Regions from separate parts of the Homo sapiens genome. Here region 2 is linked to region 1. A link is a loop called in an ENCODE intact Hi-C map of the cell type or tissue named here. Cell type or tissue: Caco-2. All regions are shown on one strand. Links, peaks and the distances in the headings refer to the core of each region. The heading gives the core; the rest is flanking DNA.

Region 1 (16,885 bases), core at 6,046-14,045:
CAGCTTTGTCGATCTGGCCAGATGTTTTTTCTCCTTTGTCCAAAGGCCAGAGACCATCCCAGGAAGAGTGGTGGGTGGTTTATACACTGGAAATGTTGCGTTTATGCTTTTTAAAAACACACGTTAACTTCAGAGGAAGGATGGGCAAATCTGGTCTAGCTGGGTGAAACCCTTATTTTCCCAGAGATGCCTTAACCTTTGTTGGTTTTGGCTTTAGGGTTCAGAGTCACTTTTGTTCCCTTCTCCATTCTGGAGAGGGACTTCCCCTACATAGAGCCCTGATTTTTGTGGCTGTGGGGATTGGAGGTAGCATTCAAAGATCAGATGTGCTTTTCCTCACTTTGGAGATGAACACTCTGGGTTTTACAGCATTAACCTGCCTAACCTTCATGGTGAGAAATACACCATCTCTCTTCTAGTCATGCTGTGCATGCCGCTTACTCTGTTGGGGTCTATATAAATTTGTTGAACTCTTACCTACATTCCAAAGAAGTTTCAAGGAACCATAAATATATGTATACATATACATATATAAAATATATATATTAAAATAAAATTATCAGGAATACTGCCTCAGTTATTGAACTTTTTTTTTTAAGAATACTTTTTTTTTAAGCTGAGAAGTATAGGGATGAAAAAGATGTTATATTGTGTTTGACTATTTTCCAACTTGTATTTTCATATAATTTATATTTTTTAAAAGCTGAAAATTTAGAAGCAAGATGAAAAAAAGGAAAAGCAGGTGCTTTTTAAAAATCAGAACTGAGGTAGCTTAGAGATGTAGCGATGTAAGTGTCGATGTTTTTTTAAAAAAAAATGCAAAAAAATTCTTATGGCGGAGTTTTTTGTTTGTTTATTTTAGTAGCTGATGCTGGCACATCATTTTGCTGGAGAGTTTTTTATATACTGTAGCCTGATTTCATATTGTATTTTAAACTGTGTGAAATTAAAAACAAAGAATTTCATTCATAATGCTGTGGCTTTGGCTTGATTCTTTCTTGTCTGGATCATGTATTAAAGCAGGACAAATCAACCAACCAGAGGCAAGCACAGAGGGATGCAGTTTAGTCTTTCTGATCTCACTAGCTCAGGACCATTGGAGATAAAGATTTCCTAATAAGGTGAGAAATATAACAGGAATATAGGGAAGTCATCGAACATCCCAATCTTTGAATATATTGTGTCATCCTTTGTGGAATGTCCCTGGCCTTGTCAGACCTCACTTCTTCATGTCCGAAGGACTAAGAGCCATGTGAAGGAAACGTTTAATGACTCAACAGATAAACATTTGATTTCAGCTACGTACCGTTCCTGATATGAATACAGAAAGTTGAACATCTTTAGTGGATCCTGTGGGAAATGAACAGTATTCTTGTGTCCACCACTGATACTAATTTTGCTCTATGGCAATTTGGGCCCTTCACATCCATCTCCTTGGCCCCAACTCTTTCACTGGGGCTGAAGATTGGGAATAATAATATCTGTCAGAACCCCTAGCAACACATGCCATAAATAAAATCATGTTTATAAGTGCTTTGGAGGGGAGTGCTTAGGAACACCTCATGCATGGTGCTTTTTCCTTGTTGCTGAAACTGTAGAAGGTGGATGTTTTTAATTAACACCAACATTTGCAACATGAATCCCAGCTCACAGCTGGAAAGAGAATTTTTGCTGAATTGTTCACAAAGAGAGCTCTGTTTTTGGAAAATCTGTTTCTTCAGGCCTGGAGCTTGAGGTTTGCTGAGTACATGTTAAGCACGGACTGTGTGGTCTGGTGGTCAGGGAGCAGGACTGGCCGCGAAGAAGGCTTCAGCCCCTCAATCCTGGTCAAGCCACCACCACTCACTGGGAGACTTTGGGAAAAATGGCTTCAGGTCCTTATATTTTGTTTTTAGTTTTCAGCTGCAAACCTGGGAAAAGCCACAACTCCTGAGCCAACCTGAGGCCACATTTGAACTCTTCTCCCGAATAAACAGCACACAGAGAATAGGTTTCTGCTTCAGTCAAGGATTCAACCAGAGAGCTTTTCTTCAGTGCCAAGTTGCAGTTATCCCTCCAAGTACCCGACTCAGTGCTCACCAGGGTCAAAGATACAAGACGTACTTGAATAATTCAGCTTAGGCTTACGCTTCTCCCACTAGGAGCCAGAGTTCAGATGAGGAGCCCTCAGGCAACCGGGCTTTGGTGATTCCTCTTAACAATACTGCTGAGACCACAGTTGAAGCTGCAGTGATGGGGGTCTGTAGAGGAGACAGTATCTTCAAAAGCAGTTGCAGAATTTGGGAGGATCGGGTAAGGTGAGGATAGAAGGAGACACAAGGGAAAGAGGAGGTGATGGTCACACTCTGTAGATTTGAACAGCTTTCAGAAGGTGATGGGATAAGAAAATTAACCAAGTCTACTCTGACTCGACTGCTATAACTTTGGAGCAAGCTGCAGCACCCAAGACAAAAAGAAAAGAAAAACAAATGGATCGGCAGAGGTGTATGAATGAAATGTAACTATTTAAACCTAAAAAGGAAAAGGATTGTGATTTGTGCTTTGGGTACAATGAGGCAAACAATGTGAACTAGAGGTCACACTCAGGCTGGTTCCATGCCATAGAGATGTGCACTTTTGCCTTCACAGTGTAGGAACCCCTTGCCCCACGCAACCCAAAAGAAGAATGTACCGTAGTAGGTTAATGGGATGTCTTTGGATTCTAGCATATTCCTTCATAGCAACCACCATGGGCACTGAACTGAAGCTGCCTCCTTTAGGTGCATATCAGTCCCCTATTTTAACTCTCATAGGTCAGGCCCACACATTGACATTCCTGCCTTGTCCCTGTAGAATTTAATTTTGTGACCCCTGTGTAGATATCTATCCACATTCCATGTTTACTTGGCATGAAGCTCATTTTATTCTAGAGCCTACGGTGGAAGAGAGTACAAGAGGTCATCAGGTTCATCAGAGAACCATCTGACTTCTAAGCCCTGTTCTTTCCATGATGCCGTATTGCTGGCATAGAACGCTGAAAAGTCTCTTTTGATGATGCTGGCTGATGGCTCACCAGCTCTGGGAGCCACAGGCCTGGTTACTAAGGGGTACGTTTCACACATCAAATATGGGACAAGGACAAAGTCTTCTTTCAGTACGTGAGCCTTTTCACTTCCATACTGCTGTTTGGCCTCTGCTTTTCCCCAGGGGCTGCTCTGGAAGATGGTTTGCGACTCAGTTCTAGTTGTACAAAGTCCCTTCTCTGGCTTGTATACAGGGATCCTTGACCATCCTCATGGCTGGATTAAGGACCTGGCCCTTGCATTTATGGGCATATTGGCTCGGCATGCTGCTGGCATCTCACTACTCTGTGAGATCCCTCCATGCCGTGAGAATCCTCACCTAAATAATAGAAGAGAAAAGCATTCCCCTGGCACTTTTTGCAGTGAGGCAGAGATTCAAGGAGTCTGATAAAGGCAGTTGTTGATCAATTGGTGAAAATGCCACAAGGTTTGAACTTGAGGAAAAAAAATTTGATAAGAATTTAGAACCCCAAATGAGGGGGTAAAGTGGCTCTGGCCTCTCTGTCCCTTGGTCAGTGCTATTTCCTGATTTACTCAATGTTCCAGTCCCTTTCCCTGTTTCCACTTTCCTGGCAAATGCTTCTGCCCTGGGAAAGCCAGTTGCATCAGATTGCCTGGTGTATCTCAATGTCCTGACATCCAAAGTAATGATGGCGATGATCATCTGCCCACAGCAACCTAGGGAATCAACAAAGGCCAGGCTTGTGGCAGGCTGCAAAATCCCCAAAGCCCGTTTGAGTTTACAGTCCTATCTCTAATCTCTCTGCCCTGCCACTCAGACTCTCGTGCTCTCTGGACGACAGCATTTCTACAGAGCTTTGATGTCAGGTCAGCCCTGGTCATTCCATGTGATACAATTTAGCGGCACAAGGATGTTTTCAGCAGCCTCTTGTGGGAATTAGTGAGGGTCAAGATAGAGTCACTACCTTCTCTCTCTCCACTCCACATGGTCAGCCTGAGCCACTGGCCCTGGGCAGTAACAGGCTCTTTTTAACCTTTTTATAGGCAAACCTGTAATTTAAGCTGTGACTCTCCTTGTACCTTGTCAAAGGCTGTCCCCCAAATGTACCTAGAAATAGCACATGTACAGGTATACTCAAAGAAGTGGCAACTGTCTTTGCAAACCTGAAAAGCTAATGATGAGTACTGGGTTTGGTCTGGGATTGCCTCTGTGAAACAAGGATATTCCTAACTTTAGAAGAAGAGATGGGACTGGGAGCTTCCAGATGGTTTTGGAACTGTGTTGTGTTCATCAGAAATAGTCATTGTTCTTACAGATCTCAGGGGAAGGCAAGTTCAAAACTCCAAGTGTGATTGAACTGGGGGACTCCCTCTGCCAATCTACTTCTCAGGTAGACCAACTTTGTTCCATTTGTTCTGCCTTCCATGGGAATAAGGAAGTTTGCAAATACAGTGCAGCCAGTGCACCTGTAATGTGAGAGGCTTATCCATATTTGAGGCAAGGTAAGAATGACGGTGAAAACAATGACTAGTGTGACCAGTGTTTAGGGGTAACAGATATTTCATTCAAATATCTGTTTTCTCCATGGCCACGTTTTCATCATGATAGCACAGAGCTGTGCACGAGAGCCCAAGCGGATTTATTTGCTTCACTGGCTAATCATGGAACACGGGTGGGCTGAGGTGAGTGTATGAACTCAGCAGGGTATGGATGGAAGGCGGTGCTAACTCTGGGCACAGATTTCCCATTTAGAGCAGGAAGGGACCAGGTGTGCCATGTGCATGATGGTGGCATGTGTTAGCTGCTCTAGGAACCCATGAGTGTGGCCTCTGTGAAATCTCAGATCAGAGCCCTGATCATAAATTCCAAATAGCCTTCTCTCTGCAACTACAAGTAACAGCCCCAAACCTGAAGCCCAGTCAAGAAAGACAATTAAAATAAGAGTGAGCACACATTCTGGTGTACCTGGAATAGTCTCAGAGTCCATCCCTTGTCCTGGCATAATTACTCAGAGCAGTTCCTGTTGGTCGTACGATACTTTATACAGTCTCCTCATTAAACCCAGTAATGGCCTAGAGGATGATGAGAAGAAGAGCAAATGCCAGAATTCTAAAATTCTACATTTTAGAGTCAAAAGAGACCTTAAAGATTATCTGGTGCAACCTCTTCAATTAGGCATTCATGAATTCAAGGTTTAGAGAGGCCAGAGGACTTGCCCAATGTCACCTCATTAATGACAGAACTGGTACTAGAATGCAGATCTCTCTCTTCCCAGATACCCTTAGCCCTGTCTCTAGTCCCACACTGTACTAAATTTCATCCGATTTCTAGGGAATGCATCCTGATTTAAAGCCGATTTCAGTTGATTCAGTATTGATCATGATAATCATTTCTATTAGTTCTGATGGACACAAGAATCTGCTAAATAATGGTGCTTAGGCTGGGAACAGGAGACTAAGAAAGTTGGATCACTGGGTGGTGGAAGGCCTTATCTCTCTCAGTTTTTAGAAACTGAAAATGCAGAGTCACTGACATCTCACTTTACAGAACTATAGGATGTTATATCTAGAAGGTGCCCTACATAGTGACGCCACCAAGCAAATTTATTCAGATAACAAACATCCCTTGAGCACCTGCCGTGTGGTTGGCATTGGGTTCAGTACAAGGGAAACCATAAGGAAGAAGGTAAACACACTTTTTTTTCCTTCCGTCTACTTCCAGTAAATTACAATTTATAGACAAATAAAGGGGAACACCATCCAGTGAAGTAACAATATGATTTGACACATAGGAGGAACCTAACCTGAAGGAATGTGTGGCCTGCAGGTGAGTAGCAGTTAGTTAAGTGGGGAGGGAAAGAGGTTCCAGTGGTGGGGAATGCATGTCCAGAGGCTGAGAGGTGAGAAAGTGTGTACACTGATGGAGAAACTGGAAGTAGTTTTATGGATCTAGAGCACAGAGTGCAAAAGAGTGTGGGTGTGAGGAGAGGACAGCAAGAATGTGTGGAGATGATCCAGGGCCCTGTGGGCTGTGTGAAGAGTGACGTGGAGTCCTGAGGCTCTTCCAGCAGGCTAAGTCACATGATCCGACCTGTGCTTAGGAAAATCATTCTGACTGTGGAGCAGAACATGAATCAGAGCCAGACAAGGGTGGAGGCAGGGAGACCAGTTGGAAAACTGTTTCATGCTCAGAAGAGTTGCATGCAAGAGAAGCAGCTATGGCACATCAGAGAGGTGTTGAGAACACAGAATCACTAGCCCTGGGTGTCTGGTCGGTGTGGATGGGTGGTGGGCACTGTGCTAGGATGTAGACCTTGGGTGGCATGAAAAGGCAACAATCAAAGTCCCTGTCCTTGGTCTCAGTATCATCAGAGTGTAGATTTTAGATCCAGAGAGAACCTTAGAGGTGAATTCCAGTGTCCTCATTGTATAGACATGGGGTTTCAGGTTAAGGGAGTTTCAGTGATTTCCATGAGATCACATTACTAACCGGTGACAGAGACAGAATTAGAATTTAGGTGTAGTAACTCTAAAGCCAATCCTATGCATTTAATGAGGGTTGGCAGCTTGTTCTTCCAAACACAAGAAAAAAAACAGCCCCTTCCTTTCTTCCTTCCAGCCCTTCCTCCCTCCTTCTCTCTCTCTCTCTTCATTCCTTCCTCTGTTCATTTGTTTGTTCCTTTCTTCCTTCTCCTCTTTCCTCTGGGGACAAGAGCTCTTGGCTTAGAGGAATGGACAGACCTCCCTGCATGACAGCCATAGGCCCTCTCTTCTAATCGCGATCTGTCTCTCCTAGGAGCCCTGGGCATCTGCCTCCACTGCGGCTGTAATTGGAAAGAAAGAAGGTGTTCATTTCTCTATTTCTCTGCTCCAGCTGCTGATCCTCAGTTTCCCCCTAGAGCTGTGTGAGCCCCCTTTGCCAAGTGACCTCTTCACATTACTTCTGGAATCCTGTTTTGGACAGAACAGGTGCCTGTCTGACTAGTACTGTCATACCTTCCAGCCCCAGCTCAGCATTTCTTGCCACTTCTGTACCTTGGTCTCACACTCCTTCTCCTGGGCCGATGGCCACCTGCTTTTTAAATAAATCTTTTGTATTATTCTAGTCCTTGGTGATTCTCCTGTCTCTCATTCATTCCCTTTACTCTCCATCTTGAGTTTCCTCTCTTTGTGTTGCACATCTTGTATTCCTAGAGAGGAAATCTAATAAGCTGAAGAGAAAAGGCAGTCACCTTTAAGACTGTAAAGTAGGTTTTAAATCCTACGTTTTAAATTTTAAACCAGGTGGTAAATCCTGGCCCTGCCATTGTTGAGCATTGTGAACTTGGGTTAAGTTATTTGACTTCTCTGTGCCTGGCTTTTTTCATCTGTGAAATGGGGATAAAAGTACCAACCTTGCAGGACTGACATGGTGATTGCCAATTCATCTGTGTTGGTGCTTGACATTTAGTAAGTGCTATGTAAATGGACTCTATTAGTAAATCTGAAACTGCAGTTCAAGAAAGTCTTTTTCTCCGTTTTTGAGAACTATTTTTTCACTGGACTCCTGGAACAAGAAAAAGACCTCAGCCTTCAGGGTGAGGACTCTGGAGGGCCTGTCTGAAGAGAGAGGAGTGTCTGTTCCCCGCCTTCCCAGCCCTGGACGGGCTCTGGTGCCAAGGCCTCCCTGCCTGCTGCGGCCCTGCTTGCTATTGCAGCTGCAGGTGGGCAGAGCGGCTGGCTTTGGGCGTGGAAAGGCGAAGGCCGTTCCGGCCAGCTCCAGGACTCAGCATTTTCCACTACTCCTCGCTCTGTTTGTTTTGCTCTTCGGGCTGCCCCCGCTGAGCGGGGACTTCTGAATGATGTCCAACAGCAACGCCGGGTCTGCCCGAAGTCCTCGCCCACTCTGGAGCTCCCAGCGCCTCGCGTCTCCTCCCGTTGGCAGGCGGAGGGAAGGGGGCCCGGCCGGCCCATGCAGAGAGCTCTTGCACAAAGTACCATTGTATGGGGCTGGTCTGTGGGAGACAAATGAAAGGGATTTCAAAATCAACAGCAAGTTATTTTTATCCGTGAAAAGGCTGAAATGCCTTTCTTTTCCATCTTGGAAAACAAACCTTAAGGGATCATTGTGCCGCAGAGTGTTTTCATTTACTCTGGTATTTGAGCATTTAGGAGAGAGGCTTCTGAAAGACCTGGACTCAGAAATAAAGAAATCCAGAAAACTGGGCTGCCGCCGCCGACGCACCCCTCCCCTAGGCAGGAGTCCACCGGGGATGGCCCAGAACGCCGCGCTCATGTGGCCCCATGCTTTCGTGCCTTTCTCTTGCCCTCCAGAGTGGGCACCTCCTTCCATCCACCCCACCCACCGGCTCTCCTGTTCACTGGCCCGCTTTTCTCATCCAAACTCTTAGCCTTCTGCATCTGAGTGGGGTCCAATTCAGGAATATGTGACCCCTTCCTGTAAGGCAGGAGTCTCCAAGGCGGGGACTGCCCGCTCCAGGAATTGCGCAGAATAGAACACGAGATAAGGGAAGAAACCATTAGAGCTTCTATTCATAGGTACTTTCAATCTAAAAATGGGAACTACTTTTCTATGTACTAATATTGAATGTATATATGGACCCCGGTACCCTCAGACTCCCACGAGTCATTTGCATCCGTGCGAAGCACTGTGAGGAAAGTGAAATTCTGCAAGGTGGGTGGGGGAGGTCCTACTGGTGCCCTGATTTCTCTTTTAGCATATTATGGTGTTTTATATATATATATATATATATACTTCAAGTTCTGTGATACATGTGCAGAACGTGCAGGTTTGTTACATAGGTATACAGGTGCCATGGTGGTTTGCTGCACCCATCAGCCCATCATCTACATTAGATGTTTCTCCTAATGCTAGCCCTCCCCTAGCCCACCACCCCCTGGTAGGCCCCGGTGTGTAACGTTCCCCTCCTGTGTCCATGTGTTCTCATTGTTCAACTCCCACCTATGAGTGAGAACATGTGGTGTTTGGTTTTCTGTTCTTGTGTTAGTTTGCTGAGAATGATGGTTTCCAGCTTCATCCATGTCCCTGCAAAGGACATGAACTCATCCCTTTATATGGGTGCATAGTATTCCATGGTCTTGCATAAACACAGTGAGTCGATTTACAAACCATATTATCCCATTTTAACCGAATCACTTTTAAAAAATGGAAAAGTGTCTTAAAAATTCTTCTGTAAGGAAACTGGAGATTGTTGACAGCAGGAGCAACTCATGCCCAAGAAGGTAAGAAGAATGCCATATCATTTCTTCTACTCCTGGAACAAATTATTTGCCAGCCATGTATTGAAGCTAAAACAAAAGCAATTTAATTAGATTTCACAAGATCTGGCCAAAAAGTTTTCCAAGTCATGAAGACTACATTAAACATGGATATATATTTATTGTCATTAATGATGATTAGTGCTCTGGGGTATTATATTACCAGGCAATGCTAACAGATATTAGCTAGTGCGTGGAGTTTATAAATAAATAAATATGTCTGTATTGAAGGTGGTTCTTAAAAATGTTTACTGATGGGAGTATAGGGTCAGAAAAGTTTTGAAATGACTGCTGTAAAGGAATATTTGCTGAGGGCCAGCAAGATTTCTGCTGGTGGTGGGAAAAGCCCAACATTTGCAACAGATAAAAATCAGTGTTTAAATTCTGACTCTACCACTCAAGTTTACACACTCAGTTTACTATGTGACTTTGGGAATACATGTAACTTTTCTGAGCCTCAGTTTCCTCAAAATAACAATAGTGACACTTACCCCACAGATCTATTGTGAGGATCAGTGAAATACTTTCTATTGAGGGTCCAGGGTAGAACTTGACATATAGTAAGCAATGCTCAAGAAGTGTTTGACTTCTCCACTCTCCCCTTGCTTCTGCTGGGAAGCTAGGGAAGAGCTGTGGGCTCAAGATGGAGCCCATTCTTGGCAAAAGCCTGCTGGTGGGCCCAGGGAGCTTCCCTCATGACTGAGAAGGTCAGCCTGGATTTTCTAACACATCACTAATGGCCTGTTCTTGGCTCTAAGAGGAGAGGACTGTGTGTGTATGTATTTAAAACCACTTTGGGTAGGCCTTCCTGGTGGCTTCCTAACCAGTATGAAACAAACGGTTATATGTTGGTTTCAGTCCAGTTCCCAGCAGACAATCTTTTTTCAAAAAAACGTATGTGTCAGAAGGTATCACACAACAGGGCCACAACTGGCAGGAAGTAGCCCCCCATTATGCAACTGAGCCAAAGTTCTCAGAAGTGAATGAGCCATGGAAAATTAGAACCCCCCACTGAGCCTGGAGCTTGGTCTCTGCCAGAACATTTGGACAGCCAAGCTATGCTATAAAGAAGGAAAAAAGCAATGTGTATGTATCAGAGGGATGGGGTTCAGTTCTTCTAGTTCCTTTCCCAGGCTCCCATTTTGCACACAAGGATACAAGAAGGATGCTGAAGACATCCTAGTGTGAGAGCCTCAATCTTCCTCTCTACCAACTCTGATCCATATTGCTGCTCAAACTGGGATTCATATTCTCTGGACAAAGCCACATGCAGGCTCTGAGAGAGCACTGACCAGCTTGTATATATGGAGGTCATTACGTGTCAGACTCCCCATTCTCAGCAGTGCTTCAGGCTCCAGCCTTAATCCTAGATCCACTACCCCCTTGCAGTTGGTCCTGGGAGAGATTTTTGGGAGTCAGAGACTCCATTCCAAGCTGAAAGAACTTGATCAATGAATGTTTCCTTCACAGTTGTAAACTGGGAGATGAAGGAAAACAAATGAAGCTGTTAAAGGCCAGGGCTCAGAGTACATTTTCGGAATGGAAAGAGACTATATATAAAGAAATAGCAAAGGAGGAGTGAGCTGGTCTGACTGCAGGGTCTTACCTGAACACAATTCACAGGGAAAACTGCTGTGGCCCATTGCTCCCTGAGCAACCTCATGGGTGTGCTCTCCCACAGCCCATTCCAAACAGGTGACCAACCTGTGAGTCAGGCTTGCCTGGGCTGGAGGCAGCTGATACAGGGAATTCACCATTTCCATTCCCGTAACCTGAAAGCGTTGAACTTTGGTCTCTGAGGTTTCACTCCGACAGGGGACAAAACAACCCTTGTTTTTATAACTTGCCTACAGGTTATAAGGAAGGAACACTTTTCTTCCCTCTCCCACCGGCTGCCATACTTGGTCTTAGGTTTGTTTTTTTTTTTTTTTTTTTTCCTCTGAGCCACCCACCTCTTTCCTTGTCTCAGGTCAGACTTTCTTGGGTTTCAGATTAACTGTGCTTGATTTGTGACTCTGACATTTGGATAATTCACTTTCCCATTTTAATAGTTAACTCCCAGAGTCCAATGTGCCAATTCCTATGCTCGTAGACAGTAATGTATTTCTGGGATTCTTCTATCCTACCAAGCATTCTTTACTCTCTGAATTTCAGAAATCCGTCTTGAGGGCTTAATTCTCTTAGAATCAAAATACCGACTTCAGAAGCAGGCAGACCTAAGATCAAGTTGAGGGTCCTTGGACACATAACCATAAGTCTGAATCACTGTTTTCTCTTTTGCAAATGGGATAATACCTACTTGATAGAGTTGTTATATTGTTTAAATAGAATCATGTAATAAAGTGACTTTTAAAGGACCTGATACATGGCAAATGCCCAATAAATATTTGTTTCCTCTCCTTTATCCATTCTACAAGGTAGAGAGTCCCCCTTAAATTGTTTCATTAAATATTAGTTTTATGTATTTTTAAAAGGTTATATATATTGAAAATTTAGATAACATGAAAATATTCAGAAGCCAATTAGAAAACTACCTGATATTCTTCACTATTGAAATTTTAGTATAAATCTTTTCAGCATTTAATTATGTACACATATATTTGATACCAAACATGATTTTTATAGAGGTAAAATTGATATACAGTGATATGCACAGATTTTGAGCAGTTTGATGAATTTTAATAGGTACATTTGTGTAAGCAATACCCCAGAAAATTCCAATATCCACACCCTACCGTCAATCACTATTCTGATTTCTATTGGCATAGTTTTGCCTGTTCTTGAACTTTATAATTTATGGGCATTGGGTATAGTACTGAAAGGTTTTGCCTCAATAGTAAAGCAAAATTAGCCCGAGAGTAAATGCTGTTCTGTTCCTGCCAAATAAAGCTTAAAGGCAAGACTCGAAAGGGTCAAACTATTTCCAAGTAACTTAACTCAAGAGTATTTTTAGGAATACAAAAATATCCACCCAGTCCACAATGTCTGGCATCCAATAAAGAATTACCAGGCATACTAAGAAGCAGGAAAATATGACCCATAATGAAGAAAAAAATCAGCCAGTTGAAAATTTCCAAGAAATGACACAGACGATAGAATTAGTACCCAAGGACATTAAAAGAGAGTAACAATTTCACATGTTGAAGAAGCTAGAGAAAAGACCAAACATGCCAAATGCGATACAAAAGACCTAAGTCAAAATTCTGCAGTTGAGAGCTATATAACATATGACATGAAAGATACATTGGGTGGGATTAATGGCAGATTCAACACTGTGAAGTCCCAGCATAGAAACGACCCATAATAAAGCACATATAAAATAAAGGGTGCAAAGAAAAATGAGCAGAGTGCCAGTGAGCTGTGGGACAGCTTTAAGTCTCTGAATAAACATCCAGTTGGAGTCCCCAGAGAGGCAGGGTGTGTGATAGAAAAAAAAAAAAATGGAAGCATTATTAATGGCTGAAACTATTCAGAATTTGATTGAAACTATAAACTCACTGATCTAAGAAGCCCCACAAACCCCAAGCACAAGAAACATGAAAAAAAATATGCTAAGTACATCAAGTTGCTTAAAGCCAGTGATAAAAAAGAACTCTTAAAAGAACTCTTAAATGTCTTGAAAGATAAGATATTTTACATACAGAAGATCAAAAGAAAAAATAACAGATTCCTTGTCAAAAACAATTCAAGGAGGAAAACAGTGCATAACATCTTTAAAGCAGTGAAAGTAAAAAAACAGGCAACCTAGAGTTCTATACCAAGGGAAAATAATCTTTTGAAACAAAGACTTTTTCTGACACAAAATATTAAAAGCTTTTATCACCAGCAGAAATATACAAAAAGATTATAAAAGACATCTTTTTTTTTCTTTCTTTCTTTCTTTCTTTTTTTTTTTTTTTTTTTTTGCATGGTCCCATGTTTTTTTGGAGAACCTTTTTCTTTTTTTTTTTTTTTTTTTACTTTTTTATTTGTTTTTATTTTTATTATACTTTAAGTTCTAGGGTACATGTGCACAACATGCAGGTTTCTTACATAGGTATACATGTGCCATGCTGGTTTGCTGCACCCATTAACTCGTCATTTACATTAGGTATTTCTCCTAATGCTATCCCTCCCCCTGGCCCCCACCCCATGACAGGCCCCCATGTGTGATGTTCCCTGCCCTGTGTCCAAGTGTTCTCATTGTTCAGTTCCCACCTAGGAATGAGAACATGCAGTGTTTGGTTTTCTGTCCTTGTGATAGTTTGCTGAGATTGATGGTTTCCAGCTTCATCCATGTCCCTACATAGGACATGAACTCATCCTTTTTTATGGCTGCATAGTATTCCATGGTGTGTATGTGCCACATTTTCTTAATTCAGTCTATCATTGATGGACATTTGGGTTGGATGCAAGTCTTTGCTATTGTGAACAGTGTTGCAATAAACATACGTGTGCATGTGTCTTTATAGTAGCATGATTTATGATCTTTGGGTATATACCCAGTAATGGGATCACTGGGTCAAATGGTATTTCTAGTTCTAGATCCTTGAGGAATTGCCACACTGTCTTCCACAATGGTTGAACTAGTTTAAACTCCCACCAACAGTGTAAAAGTGTTTCTATTTCTCTACATCCTCTCCAGCATCTGTTGTTTCCTGACTTTTTAATGATCACCATTCTAACTGGCGTGAGATGGTATCTCATTGTGGTTTTGATTTGCATTTCTCTGATGACCGGTGATGATGAGCATTTTTTCATGTGTCTGTTGGCTGCATAAATGTCTTCTTTTGAGAAGTGTTTGTTCATTTCCTTTGCCCACTTTTTGATGGGGTTGTTTTTTCTTGTAAATTTGTTTAAGTTCTTTGTAGATTCTGGATATTAGCCCTTTGTCAGGTGGGTAGATTGCCACATTTTCCTCCCATTCGGTAGGTTGCCTGTTCACTCTGATGGTAGTTTCTTTTGCTGTGCAGAAGTGCTTTAGTTTAATTAGATCCCATTTGTCTATTTTGGCTTTTGTTGCCATTGCTTTTGGTGTTTTAGTCATGAAGTCCTTGCCCGTGCCTATGTCCTGAATGGTATTGCCTAGGTTTTCTTCTAGGGTTTTTATGGTTTTAGGTCTAACATTTAAGCCTTTAATCCATCTTGAATTAATTTTTGTATAAGGTGTAAGGAAGGGATCCAGTTTCATCTTTCTACATATGGCTAGCCAGTTTTCCCAGAACTATTTATTAAAAAGGGAATCCTTTCCCCATTTCTTGTTTTTGTCAGGTTTGTCAAAGATCAGATGGTTGTAGATGTGTGGTGTTATACCTGAGACCTATGTTCTGTTCCATTGGTCTATATCTCTGTTTTTGTACCAGTACCATGCTGTTCTGGTTACTGTAGCCTTGTAGTATAGTTTGAAGTCAGGTAGCGTGATGCCTCCAGCTTTTTTTTTTTTTTTGCTTAGGATTGACTTGGCAATGCAGGTTTTTCTTTGTTCCATATGAAATTTAAAGTAGTTTTTTCCAATTCTGTGAAGAAAGTCATTGGTAGCTTGGTGGGGTGGCATTGAATCTATAAATTTACCTTGGGCAGTATGGCCATTTTCACGATATTGATTCTTCCTATCCATGAGCATGGATTGTTCTTCCATTTGTTTATGTCCTTTTTTATTTCGTTGCGCAGTGGTTTGTAGTTCTCCTTGAAGATGTCCTTCACATCCCTTGTAAGTTGGATTCCTAGGTATTTTAATCTCTTTGTAGCAATTGTAAATGGGAGTTCACTCATGATTTGGATCTCTGTTTTTCTGTTATTGGTGTATAGGAATGCTTGTGATTTTTGCACATTGATTTTGTATCCTGAGACTTTGCTGAAGTTACTGATTAGCTTATGGAGATTTTGGGCTGAGATGATGGGGTTTTCTAAATATACAATCATGCCATCTGCAAACAGGGCCAATCTGACTTCCTCTTTTCTTAATTGAATACCCATTATTTCTTTCTCTTGCCTGATTGCCCTGGCCAGAACTTCCAACACTATGTTGAATAGGAGTGGTAAGAGAGGGCATCCCTGATAAAAGACATCTTTCAAGCAGAAGAAAAATGATACCAGATAGAAGTCTGATATACTGGATAGAATTAAGAGCCTTGAAAAAAAATTATGTAGACAAATATATTTTCTCATTTTAAACATTTCATTGAAAACTTGGTTTTTTAAAGCAAACACAGAAACAATGTAATATAGGTCTTATTACATATGTAGAAATAAAAATAATATGTATGACGACAACAGTAGTATAAAATTCAGGAGACAGAGAATGGAAGTACATTGTTGCAAGGTTTTCTAATACGCATGTACAAAGTGGTATAATGTTACTTGAAAGATAACTGTGATAAGTTAAAGACGTAATCAATGACACTATATCAACCACTAAAATAATACAACAAAGGATATACGAAATATTTTTAAAAGTATAATTAACCCAAAAGAAAGCATAGAGGAAAAAGGGAACAAAGAATAATAGATGGAATAAACAGAAAAAACTAGCCAGCTGGTAAATTTAAAACCGATCATATACATATTCACATTAAATACAAAAAGTTTAAACACTTCAAAGTCAAGTCAGAGGTGTCATATTGGATAAAAAGAAAGACTCAACTATATGTTACCTATAAGGAATGCACTTTAAATATACAAACATATTAAAATAAAAAGATGAAAAGTTATATACAATGTTAATACTCATCAAAATAAAGCTAATGAGGCTATATTCATATTAAAAAGTAGGTTTTAAAGCAAAGATTACCAGGGATAAAGAGGGCCATTTAATAATGATAAAGTAGTCGCCTCATCAAGATGATATAACAATCCTAAATATTTACACATATAATAACTGAGCATCAAAATACATGGAGCAAAACTTAAGGAAAAACAAACATATTCACAGTTATAGTCAGAGATTTCAGTAATTGATAGAACATATAGACAGAAAGTCCATAAGTATTTAGAAGATTTGAATAACACTATTAACTAAATTGACCTAACTGACAATTACGGAACATTGCACCCAACAACAACAACCACCGAATATACTTTTTATTTAAGTATTAATGAAACATTTCCCAAGAGAGACCATATGTTGAATGAGAAAACAAATCCCAGTAAATTTAAAAGGAGTCAAGTAATAGAAAATCTGTCCTACAGTAACCACAATTGAATTAAATCAGAAATGAGTGTATCAGAAAGATATCTGGGATATCCCAAGTAGTCTCAAGATAATATTTAAAATAACTCATGGATCATTGACAAAATCAAAAGAGAAACTGGAAAGTATTTGGAACTCGATGAAAATGAAAACAAAATACAAAAAATATGTGAGATGTAGCTCAGGCAGCACTTAGGGGAACATTTATAGAACAAAAAGGTTTCATATTAAAAAAGAAAAACATCTTCAAATCAATGAACTCAGCTTCTGCCTTAAGAAACTAGAAGAATAAAAGCAAATAAAACCCAAAGAAAGGAAAAGACATGAAATGATCAGAGCCAAAATAAATGCACTGGAAAACAGAAAAACAATTGAAAAAAAATCAATGAAATCAGGAGATGGTTCCTTGCAAAAC
Region 2 (16,885 bases), core at 5,996-13,995, 290 kb after region 1:
TTCTGCCTCCACATTTGCTCCCTTACATAGGATCTGTTCTACACGCAGCAGCCAGAGAAATCATTCTAAACTACAAATCAGATCCTCCTATGCCCATTTAAAAGTCTCCAGTGGCTTCTAAGTATGTTTTGAACCTGACTCTTCCCATGGCCTGGTCATTCTAACATTATCTGGCTTTGCCAATGCACCCAATTCATCTCTCTCTCTTCCTTCTTGTTTCTCTGGTTTACTTAGTTTTATCCATGGTCTTTTGTGATGTCCCCCCATTTTTTTTTCAGAAATGTCATCTTGCTCTGTCACCCGGAACACAGTGACGTTTCTTAAAAAAAAAAAGACATCACAAAAGGATGGAGTGCAGTGCTATGGTCATAACTCACTGCATCCTCAAGCTCCTGGGCTCACACAATCCTCCTGCCTCAGCCTCTGGTGTAGCTGGGACACAGGTGCATGCTACTCACCTGTCCTGATGTCTTCAACATACCAAAGAAATTTCTCATCTCATTACATTTGTACTTATGGTTCCTTCTGTGTCAAATGCTCCTCTTACATAGCTGGCTTCTCATCATTTAGGTTTCACCTTCATGAGGCTCCTCCTCATGAAGAGCTTCTCTGATGCTCCTCCTCATGAAGAGCTGCTCTGATGCTCTCTAAAACAACTGGTCCTGTTACAGTCAATGTCTGTCAAAATCACCCCGTTTCATCTTCTTCATAACACTTATCAGTACCTTAATGATCTTATTTCTTGGTTTATATATTTATATATTGTCTGGCTCTTTCCACTATAATGCAATCTCTTTGAAGATGGAGATTCTGCCTTTCTTATCAAATGTTGTGTTCCACACTTTTAGAACATGTTTATCATGTCTCAAGTCATATAATAATATACATTACTAAATATTTGTTAATTAACTGACTAACCAAGTTTTCCTATTGTTATATATGAGCAATAAAGAAATAGAAATAAAACAGCTAATTAATGAGGGTTAGATAGTCTCCAAAACAATATAGAACTATTTGGTTTAGAAAGGAAACTTGTAATAGATGAATAGAGACTAAATGTACACAAGACCCTTTCACATTGTCTCCTTTTTCTGTTTGACAAGGCTTTATAGAGATATTTACAAGAGTGAGAACATCCTAGATAGATGGATAGATTGATAGACAGACCTAGTAATTACCTAGCAGTAGCAGCCAGTATTAATATCAGTATCAGTGTCAGTATTTACTGATCCTGCTAATATCCTAGAGTGTCAGTATCCTTTTCTGATAATCAGTATCAAATTATGGATATTAGCTATTAATAATAATTATTATCGGTATCAGTGTCAACTATCAGTATCAATAATCAGTAATTACCCAACATCAGTATCAATATCAGCCAGGGTCCCAAAAGGAAATGGACAGCACATTAAAATGAAGTAATTTGCAGACAATTTAATAAAGAGATTATTTACAAGGATACGGGGGGTGGGTGGTTAGAAACAATAGGAGGGACTCTGATGCTAGAGATAGGAGGGATGATTCTCACTGCTACGCTGGAGAGTGACGAAGTATTTACCTGACAAAACACTTACACTTCTCCAGAGAGGAGTGTAGACAGAGGGCCTCCTGACAGCAGCTGCAGCCTTCCGCAGAAGATCACACTAACCCAGTAGGACCTGCCAGAAAGGGAATTAGGGAAATAATTGTCTCAACTTCTCTCTTCCTCCACTTGCTCCGTCTCCCAGAGGCTGACTGTCCCACAAGCCGAGCTCCACCAGAAGCTTGAGGCCTCCTGATGCGGCACATCTGGATTAGCCTCCCAGAGCACACAAAGGGCGGAGCAAGTAAAGAGGGACCCTGCAGGAGTACATGGGAGACATTCATCACATCAGGGAAATGCAGATAAAAATATAAACTATGGTCGCATTCAAAGTCGACAGGCTAGGTGCCAGCAGAGCTGCAAGCTGGTATCAAAGCAGCGGCTGCTCGCCCTCCAAAAGGTTTCTACCAAGGCACAGATCCATTTTCTTCTGTTTGGCAAGGATAAGAAAGAAGATGCTTGATACTGACTCGTAAAACCAATAGGGAGGAAGAGTGCCTGAATACAGCACTTTCTTTTTCTTTTTTTTTTTTTCTGTTTTGCATTTATCTTTTTTAAGCCTAAATTGATGGCACAAATTCAGTTCATAAGAAGAGCAAGAGGAGACATGGTAGGAGTGGGCTGGTGCAGTGTCACATCCGCGTGTGTCATGGTGCACACACGCTAGGTTTGGTGGTGCTCAGAAGTCTGTGCTTTTAACAAAACTTTACATTAAAGAAATGGACATACTTTAATAACCTCCTAAAGCTAAACCTAGGAAAATAGAAGAGTCAAAGGACCTTGCAATGTTAAATTTTACTAATCTGTTGAGGTTCCAAGCATTATAACTAAGAATCCATATCCAATTGCCCATAATTTAGTACTACTCCTGCCATATCCTTGACCAGATTTTCAACACCTTTCCTTAGTAACTTTTTTAAAAGACATCATAACCACTGAGAAGGAATTGCAGATAATTTCTCTTCAGCATGATAAAAGAAAGCACCAGAAATGTCATATGTTGGTCCTTTTCTTTCTTTCTTTTTAATATTTTGCTCCCTCAAAAAACAGTTGACTTTCTGCAAGAGAAAAAAATCAAAAGTATTTAACATTTCTGTTTTATTTCCCTGAGCCTTTTCGTGGTTGTTGTTGTTCCATTTATTTGACCTAATGACATTTAGGAAAGATCTAGAATATTTTACATAACTTTTATGAATCTGGGCATGGAAGAAAAACAGTTGGGAAGAAGAACAGGCATAGACAAAATGTGTGGAGGGAAATCAGGTGAGTCTGAAGAACTAGGAAGTGGGTGATGGAACAATGCTCTCTAAGATCCGTCTCAGACTTGGAACTTGAACTAGGGATTCTCGACCGTGGAGTTGTCTATAGAGCACAAAAAAAGAGAGTTATGAAGAAAAAGGAGAAGAAAGGAGAAAGCTAGAGAAGCTACAAAGAAAAGGAGGAGGAAAGCCTAGAGTAAGAGGAGAGGAGAAAGAGGAAGAGAGGTAGAGAAGAGAGCAGAGGCAGCTGGAAGTGAAGGAAGTTGAAACCTCACAGGAAACTAGCCTGCTCAGAAGACAGAAAGGCTGTACTGATTCTATTTCTTCCCAGCATGGATAAGCCACTTGCAAACACTTTCCGGTAGTGGAATTTTGAAGTTTTCTCCCTCTTGAATATGTAAGGCCAGCAAGGGAAACTCAAATTTATTTTGACAAATGCATCATTAAAGGAAAAAAAGCATTCACAAATATTTTATATTGATATTGAACATCTGAATGATTAACATTCATGGTAGAAAAGCCTTCATTGCCCAGTCCTGAGTTATGAAATGATCAGATTAGTTATTTGCAACTTTAGACAATGTCACTCAAAGGAAAATAAATACGCAGAAAGCTATCAGCACAAATGGAAGCTAGGCCATAACAAATCAGGATGAAGGGAAGAGGGTTTTCCTTCCCTTTATTTCCTCCCTGAAATCCTTTACCCTTCTATCTACTAGTAATATGATTATTCCTAGGAACGCCACACACACGCACACACACTTCAGTATGTGCACACATACAACTGCTTCTAAAAGAGAGGAACTTTTTTTTTTTAGACAGAGTCTTGCTCTGTTGACAGGCTGGAGGGCAGTGACATGATCTCTGCTCACTGCAACCTCTGCCTCCCGGGTTCAAGCGATTCTCCTGCCTTAGCCTCCTGAGTAGCTGGGATTACAGGTGCCCGCCACCACACCCAGCTAATTTTGTGTATTTTTAGTAGAAGCAAGGTTTTGCCATGTTGCCCAGGCTGGTTTTGAACTCCCAAGCTCAGGCAGTCCGCCCACCTCAGACTCCCAAAGTGCTGGGATTACAGGCATGAGCCACCATGCCTGGCCTAAAAGAGAGGATCTTTTAAGGAGCTAGTGCAAGTACTGGATCTGTTAGTGTGTGAAGCTATTTGTCACTTTGTCCTGACTGTGTGACTGACGTGTGTGTGTGTGTGTGTGTGTGTGTGTGTATGTGTAATCTTACAACAGCAGGCTGTGTACACTTTAAGGCAACTTTGGGGTTCAAAATGAGAAGCAGACTTCTTAGTTTCTTTTGAGTACTTCCTTTTGTGAAGAGGGAGAAAGAAATACAGTATTTGTCACCCAAGTCTCAGCCTCTGACAATAGGGAATTGTTCTTTCAATCTAGTTTCAATTGTCCCAAGCAGTAGGATTTCCTTTGCTCTGTTTGGGGAGCCAGTTTAATAAATAACCCTTTCTACATGCAAGCAAGCATTTCGCTCAAGTCTAAAGTCTTTTTGTTTGTTTTATTTACTTATTCCAAATTATACTTTCAGCACTCTCTGAAGTATTATTATATCTATATGGTTATGTATGTTAACAGTCAATGAACAACCAGAGACTTTTGAATTCTAATCTGTTTTTCCCGAAGTAACACAAAGGGATTTTGAATGGTAATGAGCTTGCCTGGGTAGAGATGCAGTGCAAACATAAAGCACTGGACTCTGAGGTCATCATGCATGAAGACTACAAGCAAACGCTGACGGAATCCGCTGGAGGACCCCGTGTGGACCCCAGAAGTGAGAGCTTTGATGACACCACATGACCCTGTGTTTGCATAAATATATTCATAGATAGGGAATTCCTGACTGTGAGTAGAAATCACAATTGCTGGGGTAATGTGTATCATTATCTCTGCTTCTGCTTCCTTCTCCTTCAGATAATCATATGAACTTTCAACAGGCTGCTGCACTTCTAAAATTATTAGAGCAGGCCAGGCATGGTGGCTCACGCCTGTAATCCCAGCACTTTGGGAGGCCGAGGTGGGCGGATCACCTGAGATCAGGAGTTTGAGATCAGACTGCCCAAAATGGTGAAACCTCATCTCTACTAAAAATACAAAAATTTGCCAGACGTGGTGGCACACGCCTGTAATCCCAGCTACTTAGGAGGCTGAGGCAGGAAAATCACTTGAACCCAGGAGGTGGAGGTTGCAGTGAGCTGAGACTGTGCCACTGTACTCCAGCCTGGGTGGCAGAGTGAGACTCTATCTCAGAAAAAAAAAAAAAGAAAATTATTAGAGCTAAGGTACATTGTTAATTTTGGTATGTTTCTAATTTTAAAAATCTAACCCAGTGGCCATGCAGATACCTTTTCAGTTATCTAACTTAGTCACTTTTCAGACTAACAAATATGTAAGAGTGAAGAAAATGGGAATGTTTATACTGTTCTGGAAAGGAATTTAATAATATTTATTAAAAATTTAAAAACATGGCCTTAACCTTTGACCTCCAAATTCCTCCTATAAGAAGTTGTTGTAAAAAAGACAGTCAAGACTACACTCAAAGATTGGCATCTTTTGCAAATTTATTTATAATTAAAAGCAAATGTTGACATAGAAACCAACATAAAAGAATCAGTTAAATAAACAATGGTGCATCACTTGTTGGAATATTATGGAATCCTCAAAAAGAATTATATTTCAAAAATATTTAATAATGTAACAATACTATACAATTTTAAGTTTTGTAAAAGTAGAAATGCTTTTGGAATATAATTCTAATTTTAGAAAGTGTATGACACATTTCTATGTTAATAACAGCTGAAAGTCCAATTTTGGGCCTATACTGGTTGTCAGAAAAAAATGAACAAACTAACTTACTTACTTTTAGGCAAGCCACATGCTCCTAGGGCTCACAACAAGATTCAAACCATTTGTTTCTTTCCTATGAAGTTCATCTTTCAAATTATACTGTGTTCACTGCAGAGGGCAATGAGATTTTCCTTCACATTTGAGAATCCCTTGGTCTTTGAATCTCTTTCCTCTCTCACTGATGGTCCTGCTTCACCCTGGAGGAATATCTGGCTCATGTATTTCTGGATATTATACCTGGCTCATTTTAAAGGGGTGGCATTGCATTGCTTGTGATAGTTTTAGGTTTCATAGCCTTTTTTAAGAATAAATTATCTCCAGACAAACAAGCATTTGTTTTTTGCCAGTATTCACCACCTCTAGCTATCTTATTCAAAATCCTTTTTCATATGTGCAAGAAAAAGAGAAGAAAGAAAATGTCTACACATGCAAACACACACACACACACACATGATTGAAATAATAATACTCAAAATATTAGTAGTTATTCCTTGGCTTGAAGATTATAGGTGACTTAATTTTCATAGTTTTCTGTATTTTTCAAAAATGAACATATTTTATAAACATGAAAGGATATTTTTCTTTAAAAAGAGTCCATTTAAAAGAGAATATATCAATCTTCAAACTGCAAAATATTGATAACATTAATTCTCAGTCTGTCTTCTTATATGTAACTGCATTAGCCAAGTTATAGATTCAAAAAGACTTGGTGACTAGCAATTAATATTTTTTAAAAACTCATGAACCAAAATATCCATCCCAAAGAGAAGCTGGCTAATTAATAGAGTGTTCATAGCCTCTAAATTAGATAGGCATAAGATATTGTCTCTGATTCATTCCATTTAATATTAACAGACTATATTTAATCAAGAAATCTAGTCAGCAGAGATGTTACTTTTGACATCAAAGTAAACCTACCGGCAACAGATCAAATTCCAGCCATGTGAGGCAATTGGATTTTGGAGAGGCAGACATGTTTTTATGCTACTAGTTAATAGTGAATCTCCCTTTTGGGGGTTGTAGAAGAGCAGCTTCAGGGAGCAGCTGTCTTCTGGGACAAAACTGACAACAGCAACACCATGAAAAATCCTGGCCTTTAGTTCTTCAGGGGTGAGTTCATTGTCATTTAGATACATCAGTTAGATGGAACTCAATAGACTGCATTCAATTAATCAATTCTCTTGAGAAGATAAAGTATAAAGTAACAATCTAAGCTTTTGGTTCAGAACCTTTAAGGTGTCACTCACCATGATTGAAGCTGAGCCAGAAATGTCAGCTTTGCTAATTAAGTCTTTGCTGTTTCATCTACTTTTCAACTGACCTGGCAAATCTGAACTTCAGAAGATGATAAACTATGACCAACACTGGGAATTCATTTTCTTAAAGCAAATTCAGGAGGTGTGAATTCAACCCAGTGATGAATATGTCTTTCTCCTTCCAAAGCATCATCCATACCAAATTTTACAATTTGGCATCTGTTTTGACAACTCTAGCAAGCAATCATTTTGACAGAAGACCATCTGTGTTAAGCAGCATGCACAGCGTCTACATGAAACAGAAAGGAACAGAACAGTGCCTAGGAACAGATCACTGACTAAAATGACCCTGGAGTTTGGTATTTAGAATCTCAGGGGAAAATATATGGCAAGAGTTGGACATTTGAGGCAGATTCCTGTCTAGAATGGTTTCAAGGGCTAACACTCTCCCTTGAGGACTGAAATGATGAGAAGGAAACATTTAATAAAAAGTTACCAGTACTGGATTAAGAAATTGGCTCTAGTCCTTTCTCTTCCATTAACTACTTGTTACGTAGCTACTTGACCTCTTGGTATTCTGCTCTTTTCTGCATTAACGAGTTGTGTGTTTCCTTGCGTAAGTCCCTTAGCACATGTTTGTCTAACAGGCTTCACAATTTCTTGGAATTGTCTATCCCTCGCTTCCATGCATTTCCCAGGTTCACTCCAGACAATGAGCCTATCAGTCACATGTCTGGTAAAATTTCATTGCCTCAATTACATTCTTACCCTTGTGTTTGGAATAGAGACTAAGATATTCCAACTCAGAATAATCTATTCTCTTTGAGATATAAACTGAGATCTCTTGGCAAGAGCCATTTCTCATCACGTGTACAAGGAACTGGAGAAGACTATTCTGTGTAAAACAGAGAGTAAAGTAGATAAGCAGATAGTAAAGACAGTGGATAAAGAGAAAAACTCAGATAATTTACTTAAATTCACTTGTTCTTGAAGCCTAGCCTTACTTATCTCCCTGGGTTTTAGGAGAAATTTTAGTATCCTCATTATTCATTGCCTTTTTTTTCTTTTCTTAAGCTACTTTGTCTTTTACAGTAAAAAAAAGCTAACTAATTTAACACTTTGTAGGATTTTGTTCATGGATTTACTGCTATCTTTAATTGGATGTATCACTTAAGAATATTTGGTTCTCAACAAGGAACATTAATGATCCTAGTACAAAATCAGGATGCTGAATTATATGAGTTCTGTCATCCTATGCTGTTCTAACCTATAAGTCTATGTCTCTATTCAAGGCAGATTTTGGTTTTAGTTAAAGGGGAATACAAAGACAAGTAATAAATCATTTCTGTCCTTACAGATGAGTGGTAAGACATCTACACAAATAGCTATAAAAATCCACCAACTCTTGATGCCAACTGTAAGAGAAGCTAAAAAACAGAATGTGCCTGCTACATTCTGGCATCACTAAGTAATTCTGAGTCTTCATACTTATGTCTGATTGTAGCATCTATAATAGCAGAAATTACAAATGAAAAATACAATTGAAACAAGTGCTTCGTATTTCTATGCAGCTGGCAAAATCTGCCCCTCTTGGATCCAAAGCTGGCTTTGCAGGGAGAATTAAATATCTGATTGTTGGTAATAAGAGACCTGACTGAATTGGATCTTATGGTCCATAATAACTTAAAGACAACAGTCAAGGTAAAGACTTAAATGGGTAATAATGTGCTTAGTGACAGTTGTTGGAGCTAAGATGGCCTTTGTTTTCCAGTACAACTTCTCCACTCACTGTCTCCTCAATATGTTTTCAATCTCCCTACACTGGTATCATTGCTCATGTAGTTCCTTCCATAAGAGGTATGTCCCCTGATCCATAAATCCATAAGAATCAGCTGCAGCTTCATTTCTTTTTTTTATGGAGTTTTGCTCCTGTCACCCAGGCTGGAGTGCAGTGGCGCGATCTCGGCTCACTGCAATCTCTGCCTCCCAGGTTCAAGTGATTCTCCTGCCTCAGCCTCCTGAGTAGCTGGGATTACAGGTGCCTACCACCAGGCCTGGCTAATTTTTGTGTATTTTTAGTAGAGACAGGGTTTCACCATGTTGGCCAGGCTGGTCTTGAACTCTTGACCTCAGGTGATCCACGTGCCTCAGCCTCCCAAAGTGCTGGAATTACAGGGGTAAGCCACCGCACCCGGCTGCAGCTTCATCTCTTGAAGAAAGCTTTTGGCTACTTTGCCATGCAGTGATTTTTCCATCTTCTGAGTTAAATGTATTTTATGTTTTCTCATTTCATTTGAAAATCATGTGGTGCCTTCTTCCATCTTACGTGAGGATGATGCTAGCTACTCTAACAAATTCCAAAATTTGAGTGACTTAACCCAACAGAAACTTATTTCTTGTTCGTGACATAGTCCATTGCAGATTTCCAGCCATTAGGTGTTTTTCCTCCACGTGATGGTTCAGGAACCCAGGCTTCTTCCGTCATGCTCTCTATAAATAGTCCCAAGGCCTTGGAGTCTTCTGTATGCATCCAAAAGACCAGAGAAGCCATCCTATCTTAGCCTCAAAATGACAAACATTTTTCTCATTTTGCATTGGAACAGAACTAGTCACATGGCCTCACTTGCAAGGGTGATGGGAAATGGAGCCCCTGGCTAAAGGGCTCCTTCCAAGGGCAATCCTTAATTACGGAGGTGGAAGCTTGAATTTTGGTTGATGGTTAGCTTTGTCACACATTTTATATTCTTAATTCTCTCTCTGAAACATTTCTAATTTCAGTCCTTAAAATTCTTGATGGAGACGGAGAGCTGTTATGCAATCCGTCTTAATTATGCAATAATTTTATGCAATAATTTTAATCTCCCACAGCATATACTACTACCTTGAGCATATTTTGTTCTCATTAAGTGTCTTAATTGGTTTGTACTGAGTTAGAACAGTATACCAGAATTACTGCGATGCCAACTTCCCCCAAAGTGCCTGCATATTACTCTCTTCTCTGGTTTGTTTACTCCTAGGTAGGAATAAATAAGTGGAATGAGAGAGTTCCCTTTACAAATGTAATGTTGTACTTTACTCAGTGATACTTAGTCCACAGACATTGTGGGATAACCACAATGAACCAAACATCATGCCAAATGCTTTGGTAAAAGAAACAAAAATCTTATGGTCCCTGACCTTAAGGAGTTTGGCAAGACTGATGAGAAAAATCTGTAATGAACTTGCAGGCTGATAGACCCATATGTACAGAATGGAATGGACTTTATAATTTGAGCACAGAGGGGAGGTCTGTCTCCTTATAGTTTGATCCATTGAGATGAGCTCTACATAGAAGCCCTGAGATCATTCTTCATCCTGATAAAATCAACAGTACTACTATTAATAATAAAAAACAACCTGGTATGCACAATATGTTCTATCAAACATTCTCAAGTGTATCACATATTCTCTCATGTGTATCATGTCGTTTGCTCCCCATTACAACAATCCTTTGCAGTAGATGTTGTTTTCATTTTGGTTTGGGAAATTTAAAAAACTGAGGCTCAGGGAAAAGCGAACTTCCTAATATTATAAAATTAATAAATAGTGGCACTTGGAGTTGTCCCACTGACTGTTGCATGTTTTGTATTTATGTATCACACACTTTTTCTTCCCTTAAGCTTTTGGCGAGAAAAGTCAAAACGACAGAGCCAATGATTGAAAACATCTCTGTGCCCTCAGAGGTCTAATGAATGGGTGGGTTGGCATTTACAAAGCCACATGTACCAGTTTAGACCACTAGGGGGCCGTTATCAAATTGCTTTTTCCAGTGAGAGTGCTAACTAGTACCTCAACTATGTGATTCTCCGGAGACCCCAAAATATCAAGGATTGAGTTAGGGTCCAAAATTACCAGCTTTTCTTGAATATAGCAAGAGTTCAGATAGAGAGAGCCCTTCACTGAGAGTACAGAGTTCACAAACAGAAGCTTGGAGTCCATATTGGCTCCAGACCATCTTGCCAATAACAGAGAACTCTGTTGAAATTGAGCGCTGTTACAGCTCCACCTGCTGGAATTTTCCTAAACCAACAATTGGAATTTCCACAGAAATTTACTAAGTGTGACAATCCAAGACAGAATTTAAAATCTTAGTGTCAATCCATCTCTCTCTTCAAAAGATTTGCAGTAACACATGTGTGAAATAAGATAATGTCCCATGGAAAAAAGAATAGTCACAAAAAGTTATCTTACTTTCCATATGTGTAAGTATAGCTTTTCATGTGGTAAGAGATAACTTGACCTTAAATGTGCAATTTTAGATGAAAATATGATAAGAATAGTCTCTATTTTACTACCTAAAGCAAAAGTGGAATCAGTGATGATATAGAAATGCAATAACCTCAGAGTCCATAAAGCTGAGTATATTTATACAATACATTGATCTGCAGAGTATTTTTATCTTCATCTCTCTTCTATGGGCTCAAAATAAAGGTCAAATTTAGTCTTCAGTGAGATTTCCAGGGAGAGCTCTCCCTTAAAGATCTGCAGTCAAAACTTGCTTTCATGTTCTTTTTCCCTCCTCATTCTTTTCTTTTCCAGATCTTTTCACCCCCTTCGTTTCCACCCCTATCCTCCCATAAACCTGGGGCAAACTGTAGTCCATGAGCAGCAATACCAGCAACGACATCTTGGATTCGTTAAGAGCTTTGCAGATGAGCTCAAACTCATATTTCATCTCATTCCTGAAGTCATCAGATTCAAGCTTGTCACATTTTCTGAACACAAAGCTCCAGGCATGTTTTATTCATTATCTGTTCTCGTCTTTGAGACAAACACCTGCAACCCATTTCAGGGTCGAGAGACATTCATGAAGTTTCAACCCACCATGCTTAGGTTTTCATATTTCTACTTGGGCCAGGAATGTCAGAGTGTCATGGTTCCTACAGCCACTTAGTAGCCTCTCTAAGTCCTAGGGCCAGTTGCTCATGAAGGTGTCCTTGCTGTTGGCATTTGAGGGCAAAGTTGAAACTGACATAGGGACAATCTTTTATCAGCTTTTTACATTGTACGACTTAAGCTCTAAGCCATTTTCTTAAAATGCTTGAGGACGTTGGCATAGAACCCAAGGTAAGTAATGTTGAACTGAGTGTGCTGCCCTGGTGACTGTTACAGTGTTCTACATACACAACTTCATGCCTCATTGATAATGGGGATTAGTGATTGTAACACTGTGACTCACAAGATGAAAGCCCGAAGTCTAGTTTGGTCACTGGCTTCTAGGTAACCTTGGACAGTGGTTCTACTTCCCTGCCATGGTATATCTACTGTTGAAGAAGGATACTTGTAAACTAATCAATCATCTGCCAAAAAAAAAAAAAAACCTTTCCTTATCTAGTGCTCAAAAGAGAGCACATGGAATAGATTGTGTGTTCCCTCTAGAATTTGTAAAGTAAGAAATGAGCAAATACATTCCAAAAATACGCAATAGAATAAGTCAGTGGTAAAAGAGAAATACATCTCAGATCTTCTGATTCCTAATCCACTGACGGAGGAGAAAACACTGTTCTTGTGATGGCGTCTTCCTTGACGATAAATAATTTAACACTTTTAAAGTAATTTGAAATGTTAGAAGAAAAACAGAATTGGTTTAAAGTTTAGAGATTAAAATGAACATACACTAACAAACTGCATCTCAGCTTTCCATATATGCTTATCTTTTTGTACTCTGACAAAGCTATTAACTCACAAATTAATTAACCAACTAAACAAAGTCAATATAAAAATAAAGGGACAACGGTCCCAGAAGGTTAAAATGCAAGGTACTTGCACAGCAAAATTGCCAGCAAATACCACTCCTTTTTCTTGAATTCACAGAAAAACAAATCTGAAACTAAGTTAGAAAGCAATTGGTCAGTCAGCCAATAACCAGGATACCAGGCCTGGGACCTCCTATAGAGTCATGCCATTTCAGAAAGGGGTAGGATCTATGACAAGCAACAAACAAGAAGGAGAAGTGAGCCAGCAGACCATAAAGGGTGATTTCACTCCATCTCAGTTTATATTCTGATGATTACGTTCTGGGCAACATCAATTTCTTCCTACTCACCTGCTGGAGGAGATAAACATCATGGCCTGACACATACTCTACCTTTTCAACCATGACTAATCTAAACAGAAACATTCACAAAAGTCCAACCACTTAAGAGGTGTTTGTTGAGGGCATATATTGGGATTTAAGGGTATACAAATATGTGTGCGATATAATCTCTGTTGACTGGTAATTTACACTCCATTTGGGTCAACACCAGTTCCTGAGAACTTAAGCAGTAGTAAAGAAAGGGACCACTATGCAAAGGGGGTTATAAAGGATGTTAATGATGACAACAAAGACCACAACAGGTTGAAAATACATGGATTTAGAGGAGGGTACCTGTGGGCTACAGGGTTTGAGAAGACTCCTAAAAGCATTCTGAGTTGGGTGTTGAAGGTTAGGTAGGAGTTGGCTGGCAAGAATAAAATCCAGTTGTAGGAGTTAATAGAAAAAACTAAAATGTCAGTTGCAAGAAATGCCATGCATGGAGATGAAAAGGTAACATTTCTGGAGCCAGTGGTTCAGACATACATGCTGATGGCTAAATGTGTCTGGGGAGCCTCACTCTTAACTCGATTGGTTTGCTGGTTAGCTGCAGAAATTTGCACTTATTCCTTACTGCCTCTCTTTTATTTATTGTTCTAATCACTGGGCATAATAGGAGCCAGGTCATCGGAGGATGGTGCTGTGACAGCATAATGGGCTCTGGCTTTGAAAATAACATCTCAGTTTCTCCAAGGCCCCTTCTTTGGCAGCAGGAGACCATTAGCTTGTCATTGTCCAGCCCTATTGACATTATCTTTTAATTGCCCCCAAAGACCCATCTCCGAGGCAACATGTGTCTGAGATTTTCGGAGCATTGGAGATTTTGGACTGACATCCCAATCCATTTTATCATTTAACTTCAGAAATTCTAAGGGGAGAAAATGATTAAAGAGTTTAAAAAACTAAGAAGAACATTATGGGAAGATGTACGGAAGGCTGTATTCATGACAACAATTAAAGCCAAAGTAAAGTGGCAAGGAAAGCAAGTTATTCTGCAAGAATTCTAGGAACAGATGTGCATGTCTATATGTAAAGACAAGTACACTGTGTTAAATAGAATATTCAAGACCAAAATCAAATGTCTGAACTGAGTATTTTTGTAATTTTGTATAGGGCATAATGAGAGAAGCGGATGTTGCCAAGTCCTGAGAATATTTGCTGTGCCCCCAACTTTTCCTCGGAGACAGATATCTATGTCTGGGTGGTCTTTTCTGTGGCTCCATTGTTTCTGTCAAGTGTCTAAAGTGTTATTATGCCCAGGAAGATGGCCAGCTGCTTTCTATGTACCCTATGGACAAAATAAAGTAAATAGGCTGAAACAGTGTGATGAGTGTAGGTGAGACATGAAAAAGCAGTTTTGGACCATGCAGCATTTGAAATCTAACAGTCAAAGAAAAGGGACATTTCACTTTGTTAACAGCTGGTGCTGGTCTGGGAAGGTGTAGGTGTAGTCTGGTTGGGACCCTTCCGGGGGTGTGTGAAGGCTGCAAGAGGGAGGGGATAGAGTTTCCGGGCAGTCTAGGCAGCGGTGGGATGCGCTGTCTCTGGATTAGTGACAGAAGGAATCGATGCTGCTGTCAGGGTCTCAAGTCCAGGATGGGAGATGGAATCCCATCCCATGGAGAGGGACTCAACGTCTTTGAAGGTCCTTTCTCTCTAGCTTCAGGCTTCATCACCTTAGCGGCTGTGAGCTTCCCCTGGAAGTCATTGGAAGGAAAATGGACTTTGCATAAATATGTCTTTGTCCATGTGCAGTCTTTGGGCGCACGTCAACAAGGGCAGCAAGGCAGCCATTTTGCAATATGCCCTCCTCCTTGCCTGGCTCTGCCCATGTTTCCAGCTCACAATAATATCCTGGCTGCCGGCCCCTGATGAAAGCCTCTCCGGGCCTTTCCTGCAGCCTGCCTTCTTTCCCTGTTGCCCCTCCTCTCTTTGACATTCCAGAATCCTCTCCTTCCTGTTATTGTCCTGCTCATTTCTGATAAGATTATGTTTGTCCCTATGAAGAGGAATTTTTCTTTCCTGTACATTAATGTTTTTCAAAGACACACTAATGAAAAAGATCTCTATCCTAATGCCAGATAATTTATACTAAGTGTTGAGGGATCTGAGAGAGGAATAGGAGGCCCCAAGAGATGGGGAACCCAGATTCTCCTTTAATCACTTGTGAAACACTTGACGGCCTATCACCAACCTTCTGATTCTGATTTCCAAATGCAGTTTTGTTTTGGCTACAGAGCAAGGAATTGTATTTTACAAGCTGGAGTTCACAGTTCAGCTGCACAGAAGGAGTCAGAAGATGTGAGTTCCAGCACTAACCCTGCATTTGCATTTATTTGCTTACAGAAGGTTTGTGGGCCATATCTAGCCTCGGTGCCCTCATTGTAAAATGGGGACATTATTACCTACCTACCTTAGGGTTCTTGTGAGGGTTAGTGAAATACCATATCAACCATGCTTCATAAACTGGAAATATAAATAAAAGGTAGTTTGATCACCTAAACATATATAAATTGTGACTCAAGATGAGTTGCATGAACTCTAGGAAATAGGCCCCATAAAGAGTGTTAGAAAGTTTAGGCGCTGTCTTCATCCTCATAGTCGGCTTCCAGCCTGTTTGAGCTCTGCCAAATGGAAAATGGACCAGAGTGATCATTTTATAGATGACAAAATTGAGACCCAGAAAGGGAAAAAGAATTATTCACATTGGTATTTCCTTCTTTTCTTTTCTCTCTCTTTTCTTTCTTTCTTTCCCTTTTCTTTTTTCATTTTTCTTTTCTTTTTCTTTTACTTTATTCCTTCCCTCCTTCCTCCCTCTCTCCCTCCTTCCCTCCCCTCCCTCCTTCCCTCCTTCCTCCCTCTCTCCCTCCTTCCCTCCCCTCCCTCCTTCCCTCCTTCCTCCCTTCGTCCCTCCCTCTTTCCCTCCCTCCCTCGCTTCCTTCCTTCATTCTTTCCTTCCTTCCTTCCTTTGCTCTGTTTTTTTCTTTCCATAGGAATGTATATATTTTAGGTGAACAACATGATGTTTTGATAAACATATACAAAGCAAAATGATCTACAGCGAAGCAAATCAACATATCCATCACCTTCCATAGTTACTTTTTTGTGTAGTAAGAACACCTAAAATCTGTTCTCTGAATAAATTTTCAGTATACAATATAATATTATTAACTATAGTCTTCATGCTGTGTATTAGATCTATAGACTTAACAGCAAAACCAGCACAAGAATTCAGCCAAGATTTGAAATACCTGGGTTAGATTCTTTTCAATCAAATTTGTAGTTTCTCCTACTGGAAATGAGAGTATTGTGATTGTTTCCCCACTCTTTTTATATGTTAAGGCAGGATCTTGCTTTGTCACCCAGGCTGGAGTGCATTCTTACGATCATGGCTCAGTATAGCCTCAACTTCCCAGGCTCAAGAGCTCCTCTTGCCCCAGCCTCCCGAGTTGCCAGAATCACAGGCATGCACCACCAGGCCCAGATAATTTAATTTTTTGTAGATATGGGGTCCCACTATGTTGTCCAGGCTATTCTTGAACTCCTGGACTCAAGTGATCCTCCTGCCTCAGCCTTCCAAAGTGCTAGAATCTAAGCTGTGTTAGATCTAAACTAAATAGGTCATGGACCTACTGTGGGCTCTCTAGCATGAAAACAAAGAGGTTAGATTTAAATCTGCAGCCCTTGTATTTCATTGCCACTGCTAATCTGCCAAGCTGACTGCCTTGTGATCTATCCTCCTGTTTAGGGCTTGACAGTGCTTCTGTTGACTCTGCTTATTTATCCTTCTTTTGGCCCTGACTGAGCCATTT

The links. A loop is a pair of places that touch in the nucleus more often than their neighbours do. Peaks named below come from ENCODE experiments on the same cell type or tissue, not always from the same donor. Only the 100,000 strongest peaks of a DNase experiment are listed, where the experiment ranks them.
Region 2: a loop joins it to region 1, with 3 times the contacts of the local background. A loop is called at or near these places in 2 of 110 quality-filtered maps.

The regions. Positions count from the first base shown.
Region 1 is chr11:128,442,852-128,459,736 of GRCh38, reverse strand. LOC124902789 (a long non-coding RNA gene) reads right to left here. Exons shown (of 2, transcript XR_007062948.1): 2 at 5,607-8,017. ETS1 (ETS proto-oncogene 1, transcription factor) reads left to right here. Exons shown (of 10, transcript NM_001143820.2): 10 at 1-972. Among named protein-coding and RNA genes, the nearest start is that of MIR6090, 71 kb to the left of the region's middle. RefSeq lists enhancers at 7,436-7,615, 10,272-11,471. In Caco-2, for the core only: no CTCF peak of the experiment used is centred there; a DNase peak (open chromatin) is centred at 11,026.
Region 2 is chr11:128,151,945-128,168,829 of GRCh38, reverse strand. LINC02725 (long intergenic non-protein coding RNA 2725) reads right to left here. Exons shown (of 6, transcript NR_183639.1): 3 at 1,575-1,658. Among named protein-coding and RNA genes, the nearest start is that of LINC02098, 48 kb to the left of the region's middle. In Caco-2, for the core only: CTCF peaks have their summits at 10,624 and 10,824; DNase peaks (open chromatin) are centred at 10,739 and 10,969; H3K27me3 peaks cover 186 bases.